Regions from separate parts of the Homo sapiens genome. Here region 2 is linked to region 1. Evidence: chromatin loops called from intact Hi-C (ENCODE). Cell type or tissue: heart right ventricle. All regions are shown on one strand. Links, peaks and the distances in the headings refer to the core of each region. The heading gives the core; the rest is flanking DNA.

The links. A loop is a pair of places that touch in the nucleus more often than their neighbours do. Peaks named below come from ENCODE experiments on the same cell type or tissue, not always from the same donor. Only the 100,000 strongest peaks of a DNase experiment are listed, where the experiment ranks them.
Region 2: a loop joins it to region 1, with 2.8 times the contacts of the local background. A loop is called at or near these places in 71 of 110 quality-filtered maps.

The regions. Positions count from the first base shown.
Region 1 is chr4:173,503,725-173,508,119 of GRCh38, reverse strand. LOC101928409 (a long non-coding RNA gene) reads right to left here and starts at 3. Exons shown (of 2, transcript XR_939467.3): 1 at 1-3. It also overlaps a transcript of SCRG1 not described here. In heart right ventricle, for the core only: CTCF peaks have their summits at 993 (motif pointing left) and 2,095 (motif pointing left); DNase peaks (open chromatin) are centred at 1,199, 1,349, 2,089, 3,788 and 1 weaker place; H3K4me3 peaks cover 1,467 bases; H3K27ac peaks cover 1,719 bases; H3K27me3 peaks cover 913 bases.
Region 2 is chr4:173,317,142-173,321,536 of GRCh38, reverse strand. GALNT7 (polypeptide N-acetylgalactosaminyltransferase 7) reads right to left here. Exons shown (of 12, transcript NM_017423.3): 10 at 3,805-3,903; 11 at 2,978-3,106. Among named protein-coding and RNA genes, the nearest start is that of HMGB2, 15 kb to the left of the region's middle. In heart right ventricle, for the core only: a CTCF peak has its summit at 2,560 (motif pointing left); no DNase peak of the experiment used is centred there; H3K27ac peaks cover 773 bases.

The sequences.
Region 1 (4,395 bases), core at 297-4,296:
GGGAGCCGACAGGGCTTTTCTCGGGCTTTTCCCAGGCACTGCCAGCTTGCCCCTCCCTCTCTTCTCAGGGCGGACTGCACCCTCCACCCATCTCACCCTCCATCCATCTCCCCCTCCCCGACATTCCCTCTGCAGTCCTCGGCCAGTAGCAGCGCCTCCGGGAGCCGCACTCGGGGCAGCAGGGATTCTGGCCTTCCAGGCCCACCAGCGGAGGGGCCTCGCTGCCTGCTTTGGAAACTCTCCGTTTTCCCACAGTATTTCACATTCATATTACTTTTCACACCCTGTTAGGCAGTAATGGCACTGAACCTGCTAAATACTTCCATGCACCCAGCCAGCCCTCCCGCAACTGCTCCGGAGGGTCTGTGATACAAAAGAGATTGCTCTCTCATCCTGCGGGGTTGTTGGCTTCTCTTCTCTCCTCAGATCGGCCTCCAGAGTTGATGGTGGTTCTGGTGGTGGCGGCCACAGGGTGGGGGCGCTCAGGTGTGGAGGAGGTCTTAACACCCCCTTTCAAGCAGGTAGGGGAGATGTGGGAAGAAAGAGCTTGGGGACAGATCTGGCTTTTGGTAGTAGTGTGAAGTTAGATCGGCTATTTTTAAAAGAACAGGGCCAGGCCGGGAGGCTCACGCCTGTAATCCTGGCACTTTGGGAGGCCGAGGCAGGTGGATCACCTGAGGTCAGGAGTTCAAGACCAGCCTGGCCAACATGGCGAAACCCTGTCTCTACTAAAAATACAAAAATTAGCCGGGCGTGGTGGCAGGCGCCTGTAATCCCAGCTACTCGGGAGGCTGAAGCAGGAGAATCGCTTGAACCCGGGAGGCGGAGGTTGCAGTGAGCCGACATCGAGACACTTCATTCCAGCCTGGGCGACAGAGCAAGACTCTGTCTTAAAACAAACAAACAAACAAACAAACAAACAGAAAAACAGGGCCATGCTCCGGACCTTGTGCAAGGAGTAGAGTCTGGCCTTCTTAATTAGCACCATCTCGCGGCCTTCCCTTCATGGCACCAGACCGGATGAGTGGCAATTTGGGCACTAGGCTGCAGAGGGCAATGCCCCCACCCCTCCTCTGGCCGCCGCAGCGCAGCATGTCTGAGAGCTCCGGGGCTGCTCGGTAAACCTGCGGGTGAGGGAGGGAGGATTTAAAGCCCTGCTCATAGCCGGGCTTGATGACGGCGAGCGGAGGAGAAAACAGCGAGCCCGGCCGGGGAGAAGCGACGGTTCCCAGCATCTGAACTCGAACCACTCGCTCCCAGACCGATGGAGGTCGGACTCTCAGAGAGCCCAGTTACCCTGGACTGGACTAGACACCGCCGTCCCGGAATGAGCTGCTGGAAAACCTCGCGAGTCCGCCACCGTAACAGGACTGAGGCCGGTGGCCCTGAGGCTTCAAATCCAGGAAGTGAAGGGAAGTTAGAGGTGGTCCTCCGTCGCTCCTCCACAACCCCGCCTCAGTTCTGCTATCAGGAAAAGAGAAGTAATAAAATCTGCCCGCCCCTACCCTCAGGACAGGAGGGAAGGAACTGATTTTAATGATCGCATATTAAGTGCGAAGGCATTTTACAGGCTGCCTATTGTTTAATCTTCACAAACTGTAAGAAGGGCATTTCCTGTCTCTGTGCCTACAAGAAAATTGAGGTGCAAAGAGAGCAGACCTGGCTGTAGATCTGTGCACCCAAACAAGTTCCAGGCATGAGAGGAGTTGATGGCACACTGAGGGGCCCTGCAGCCTGGGCCGTCTCCTGGTAACCTGGGAGACGGGGCTGCACTGCCCTCCACGAGCCTCTAGCATACACTCCTAGAGGGTGATTTAAGTGATGGGAAATCCCTTTCTAAGGAATTGAAACTTTGGGCACTATTTTAAGCTGTAGGGCCTACGTCCCTATTCCTCTAAAATACCCACAGGAAAGTCAAAGTTACCATGACTCTCTTACTCAACCAGAGGAGTCCAGAGTCCTACCATACATGTGTCCCTCAAGTGTCACCTTTCTTGCCTCACCACACCAGGGTTTGAGATTTAAACTGAAATTCGCTGGGCTTCAGTGTCTACTCACACCATCTAAATTGAGCCCAGAGCTCCCCCTTCAGCCCGGGCGGGGACAACACAGGCTTAGAAGCACGGGGAAACCTAGGAGAGGATTAACTTGGTTCCTAACTTCCAAGTGCCACCTCAGCCGTTTCTCCACTTGTCAGAGGTTTATTTCGTGAGCAGAAGGGACCACCCACCCTTAAACTGGGAAAGAACGAAGTGTGGAGCTCTGGAAACCCACGTGTTAACCTTTGAAAGCAAAGCTCCAGGAGCTCCACCTTCCAAACATCATTATTTGTGCTTCCACCTCCCAGCCGTTGCTTCACGCCTTCTTTCTCATCTAGAGAGGTTGTCTGATGACTGCTTGCTTACACTCTAGAGAGAATGCTTTAGATTATGGATTTGAAAAATTTGCAGAAGGTAGGAGGAGTGAGATAGAACAGGCAAACCTAGGAAGCAAGAAAGGAGTGTTCGGGCCTGTGGCAGGAGGCAATTGTGGTTTGGGAGTTGCTTGGGCAGACATTTCCCCCTATTTTTTCTCCTACAAAGACAGAATCCCAGCACAGAGCTTCTCCGCTGTCTAGCTACTCTCCCCTTTCCCTTTTTCTTCACTTTCCCAATGTACTGATGGCTGAGCAAGAAGAATCTTGTACTGATGTACAAGAATCAGTACAAGAATCTTGTACTGATGTCCCAATATACTGATGGCCGAGCAAGGGATGTGGAGAGGAACCCCACATCCCTGCCTTTTGGGCCATCAGCTCTACAGGGCACTGACTCCAGGTGGGCATTGAGGATAAATTGTTGTTAAAGAGTCCTGAAAGCCACACTCATCCCTGTTGAGCCTTCTCTTTCCCTTTGGACATGGAAATGATGTTCTAGGGGGTGTCAGGTGCATTTCCTGGGTTTTGGGCATCTAGGCCCTAATTGTCTCTGGTGAAGGGGGCAATTCTAAAGTTGGAGGTGGCTAAATGAGTGGTCATTTAATGGGCGTTTTTAACCCCTACAAGGTTATACTAATTCATTTTACAGTCATTACAGTGACAGAAGGTGAGACTATGGTGATTTCTCTTCTTCAGTTACAGTTATTGATCATCTAATTCAGTGGTGACAATCAAGGCTGACAGACAAGTGAAAACAAAATTCAGAAAGTGGCACTGCATTCATGCATTTCTCTCTCCTCTACCATCCTCTGCCATGGTTTCTGCTGCTAGCTGTGGCTAGGGCACCACATTCCACTTTAGGAACCCCTAGAGGAAGAGGATGATCCCCCTGGGTCATGGGGCTGGAATTAGGCTGCCAATGTGAATTGAACTCAGTTTTTCCTCCTCTGAGAAGGATGGTGTTGACCTTTCAGTGACATCTCCTCTCCTGGCAGGGACTCCAGTGGTCTGGCAACTACTCTAAAAATCAAGAAATTCAAGACAAAAATTAAAAGAAACATTAAGAAAAGAGAATAAAAATAATTGTGCACAAAATTTGAAGGGCATTTGATATTTTGCAGCAACCATAGCTAAAACTGCTTGCCTCCATTACACCAGATTTCTCCACGTGGTTTCTAGAGTCCAATACCTTTATTCAATATTTCTGAGCTTCTTTTGCCTGGGAGTCCCACATTTGCAGACAAAGAGGTCTAGTCTCCTGTCTGGTTCTACCCACTGGGGCTGGGATAGGGAAAGCTGGAGGCAGCGGTGGTGACGAGTTGGGGTAGGAAAGGCCCCAGGCTGTGCTGGCAGGTACCTTATAGGTCCTCCCCCATACGGCTACCGGAGGAGCACGCCGTTTGCGCTGCATGCAGGGAAGCCTCTGGGCTCCTTGCCATCCCTGGTGACTTGGGCCAGAGTGATCTTATTACAGTTATTAATGACCAGAGTGATTTCTTAAGCCAAGACCAAAAAGAAATGGATTCAAATGAAAAAAAACCAATGTAGTTCAGACTTTGTGTGAAGGCTGAGAGCGGGGGACTGCACCAGCGAACATGGTCACAGTCGCCTCTTAGGCATCCACTGAGTGCTGGAGGAAGTGGTGCTCGTGAGTGGGTTCGGTGCTCCAGAGTTTGCAGTTGTGCAGGACTGGAATGCAATTACTGGAAACAATTAGACTACACCGTGCTTATGGTGGGCAGAAAATAGAAGACACTTCTGGCACATTTAAGAAAACTTACTATCCCCACGCACCCCGCTTCTTCCCCTGCAGGAGGTTTATTGTAAGTCTCTACTTTGCTACAAATGACACCCTCCTAAAAGCTGTTGGGAGTTTGGGCAGATCCACCACTCATAGAATTAGGGACATCGCGAAGATGTAACTTAAGCTGCTTATCAGAGGCTGAGTGGCAAGTGCTTAAAGCAATTCAGAGTCAGGC
Region 2 (4,395 bases), core at 76-4,075, 190 kb after region 1:
ATATCACTGACATCAGAAATCATCACTTGACTTTCATGAGGAGACAGTTTAAGGAAATGGAAAAGCTTCTCAACCACACCTCAGACTTTGGATTTCTCTTGATTGTCAGTTTTCTGGATTTCTCTTGATTGTCAGTTTTCTAAGTCCTAAGATCTTTCATTGTTAAGTCACAATATACTGCTGGTATCTCACACTCAATGTATACAAACCTAAATTCATTATCTGCCCCTCCAAATCTATGTCTCTTGTTCCTATCCTGGCTAATGACATTCCCAGCTCTCTAGTCCTTAGGAAATACTGCACTTTTCCTCATTCACTCACATACCAGTCACTAAGGATGGATATGTGCAATGTCTCTGGTTTATATTCCTTCCCATCGCCACTGCAGATGCCCTGGTTTGGCCCTCACCATATGCTGTAGGTTTCTTCAATATAGCTCAGAGCTTCTCAAAGTCTGGTCCTCAGACTATCCAGGATTGGGTCTGTAAGGCCGAAACTATTTTCATCATAATACGAAGACACCATTGCCTTTTCACTTTAGCAACATTTATACCGATAGTGCAAAAGCAATGGTGAGTAAAACTGATGGTGCCTTAGCATGAATCAAACTATGCTAGTACCTATAGTTGTATTGCTCATGGCCACACACAGTTGAAAAGTAAATGCCGGTTTCACTTAAGGATGTCACTGATGAAGGAGCAAAACATTCGTTTTATTCAGTCTTGACCCCTCAGTATACTTAAAAAAAATTCTATGAGATGAAGTGGGAAGTACGTATCAAGTACTTCCATATAATGAGGTACAATGCTCAAGGATATCAGTCTACACTGGAAATAACTTTTAAGAAACTACCACTTAATTATTAAGTTGTGGTGTACAATAAAAAAACAGCCACAATTATATGAACGGCTATTAAAGTACTCGCTCCCTTTACAAACTGTATGCTTGTGTGGGGCTGGGTTTCCCTCATATACTTGAACGAAAACAACATTTCAGATCAGACCAAATGAAGCAGGAGTATGAGAATCCAGCTGTCTTCTTCTATTAAACCAGACATTAAAGAGATTTGCAAAAATACAGAATTCCATTCTTCTCACTATTTTTTGTGGGTAAACATAGTTATTTTTCATTAAAAATGTCATTTACATTAATGTTTAATAAGTATATTATTATTACTTTTAGATGAATTAATATATAAAAACTTTACAAATTTCTCAGACACTTTCCAGTTCTGGAAATATTGCTAGTGATAACCTATATAAACAAAAGCAATTTGGGGGTGGGGGAGCTCAAAAATTTTTAAGAGTGTAAAGGGAATCCAGAGGACAGAAAGTTTGAGAACTGCTGCTCAAGCTGATCTCGTTGCTTCATCAGTCCATACCTCACGTTTCCAGAATTATTTTCCTAAAAGTAGCCATTGTTTTCCATCACTACCTTCCTCAAATAAGGTCTATCCCTCTCCAAAACTTAAAAAATGAAGTTCGGTGCTCTTTCCTCCAAAGCACAATTGAGGGATACCAAATGAAATACAATTCTTTGAATTTTCTACATGTTTTCATGCCACATCTTTGCTCATCCAGGCTTTCTTATTTACTTTCCATGGAAAGCCTTTTTACACTTCAGGACTTGTGCAATGACACTTCCTCTATGAAACTCCTCAGCAGTAATTCCTCCCATGAATCACTCTTTTCTGTCCTATGGCATTTTGCTTATCTCTATTTTTGCATTTCTTTCTTCTCTGCCATTATATAATAGCGTGCTTTAGCTATATTTTTGAACTCCCCTACAGTCTAACATATTATTGGTCCCCAAGTGAATGTTCAGTAATATCTAACACACAAATGTATATTCAGTGCTGCGTCTTTAAAATACCTAAAACATGTTATGTGTCATTTTTTGTTCAATTACTTCTTGATGTAGTTTCTGGTGTGTTAGCCCTCTTTTACTATTTTGCTAATATTGTTCTCACTGACCCCTACTATTTATTGCTATTATATATCCTTTTTTTTTGTGAAAATAAATGCTCCACTCTTTAAGGTTTATGCTATTCTTCTCCTTCCTAACTTGTTATAAGAAACAAAATCATCAATTGATACGTGCTTATCACTTCCTGGAAATTATCTGTAAATGACAGTAACAGGGAATGTTAAGCTAGGTCATATCATTATTACATAGCAAACAAGTCCTTGCTTGCATGACAGATGGGATATGATAACAAATACTGGGTGAGTAAATAAAATGGAGGGTTGACAGATTTTTTTAGTGTGAGGCAGCTTTCCCCACTTTTTGTTTAATAATAAATTGATTTATGTTAGCCAAATCTAGAATTTGAAAACTATACATAAATCTATTAATATGTTGTAATCCTCAACTTGCCACAGAGCTTTAAATACTCACAGCTGAAACACAAAGCTACCCCAGCAGTGTCACGTGAATAACTAAATTTGACCATTAAAGTAAGCAACTAGCTACATTTATCCCACTGTATTTAGCACACAACAATGATAAAGACGTTATGAAAGCCTAGATTTCAAGTTTTATTTGTTTGTCTCTATCTCCACCTGCTGGACAATATCAAATATTAACCAAATTTTTAATAGTATAAATATATTTAAATATATTTTACTTTAATGAATGATTCATTTACATTTCAAAAATCAGATTTTGATGAGAGCAATGGTGATGACTGCCTCACAGAACACTGACTTTCTTGTATTACTAAAATTAGCAGTGCTCTTTATAGACATCATCGTGGCCTCATTACATGACAATATTGTAAGAGAGAACAAAAGTGATGCCTCATTATAGAACAATGAGTCATCCAGTGCTCAGGAAAACCTATGCAAGGGACTAAATGAGAGGAAAATGCAAGTGAATTTGAATGCAGGTTTTAAGATTTATTTATCTAAATTCCACATGCTAGATGTTACTGAAAATGAAAAGCATATAATATTTCAGAAGTTAAAATGCAGAATACCTTGAAGTACTGCCATTCCTTAAATTCATTTAGATTACAGTGTGTAATCATAACTTTTGATCCATCAGCTCCCTTTGTCAAACACTGGTCATACTGCATGAGTTGATTTGCTTCATTGATTCTGAAAAGCTGTAAAAGGAAAAGAGAGAATTAAGTAACAGAGGCACCTTCCCTGCTGATGTGCATTTGAAAAGAAAGAAACTTAACTCCTATAATTAAATTGAATGACTAACTTATTTTTCCATAATTTTGTTTAGAACTGTAAGTCCACAGACAAATTATATTTATTTTGATGTTAGTGAAGATCCTTATTAACACTGAAATCATTAAGTTCTTTAGTCTCTAAGATACCAAATGGGTCACTAACACAAATTTATTAAGTACCAACAATGTGAAAAAATGAAAAAGCAAAAACATACCCACATAAGTAAGAGAATATATATTAGTGAAATATACATTACTGGCAGTAACACTCTATTTGCAAAAAGATGAGGATTAGTGAGCAATACTTGCAAAAAATTGTTAGGGAGCTAGGCTTACATAGTTACGGTAGTGACAAATATATACTCCCACAGGAATATATTTTAATCCCTTATATTAGACATTAATTCTAGATTCTGACTGCTTATGTGAAAACCAATACTGCTATTATTCCCATCATTTAAGTGAATGTTTTAACACTGTCAATTTTTTTACAGAATGTTTTACTTTATCAAAACAAACAAAATTACCAAATCGAAAACCAAAGTACAAAGATCACTCTGTGATCAATAAACCTGATGGCCCTCAATACGGAACAACTTAAACACAAAAGTAAGGTGGTTTACCTGATTCCCTCCCATCCTGTGGCAGGGTCCTAGTTCAACAAAGCCTCCATTTGTTTTTCCCATGCTATCAATGCAGTAAGCAGTTTCGAAGCCTCTGATCTAAAAAAATGAATAAAGACGCAAAAAGCAGGCAACAGTTTAGTTTTTGATGAACTCTGGCATCAGAATTTAACATTTCATGTTAAATATTACAGTTTACAGGGAAAATCTGGGTATGTGTAGTGACAGGTTATTACTGGATTGTCAATCTTTACATAGTTTTGAAATAACTTATGGTCTTGAAGTCAACACTGGAATGGGTTCTTTCTCTAAGAGCAAAGGACTATACATTTCCGTAAAATACCACAGAGAAAAAAAAAGTTACCATTAATTGCAATTTCAGAATCACAGTAATTCATGTGAATGAGAAGCAAATAGAGAACCTAACCACAGTGGTAATAAACACTGGCCTGGCCCTAGATATCTAGAACAGACTGGATTTGTAAGGGACCTCTCCCAAATGGCTATGCAGCACTTTTGGTAGCTGCCTGTAGGGGTCTAGGGTGCATAGGCCATGCATGGCACATGACCAGGCAGTGAGGCTTTTCTCTA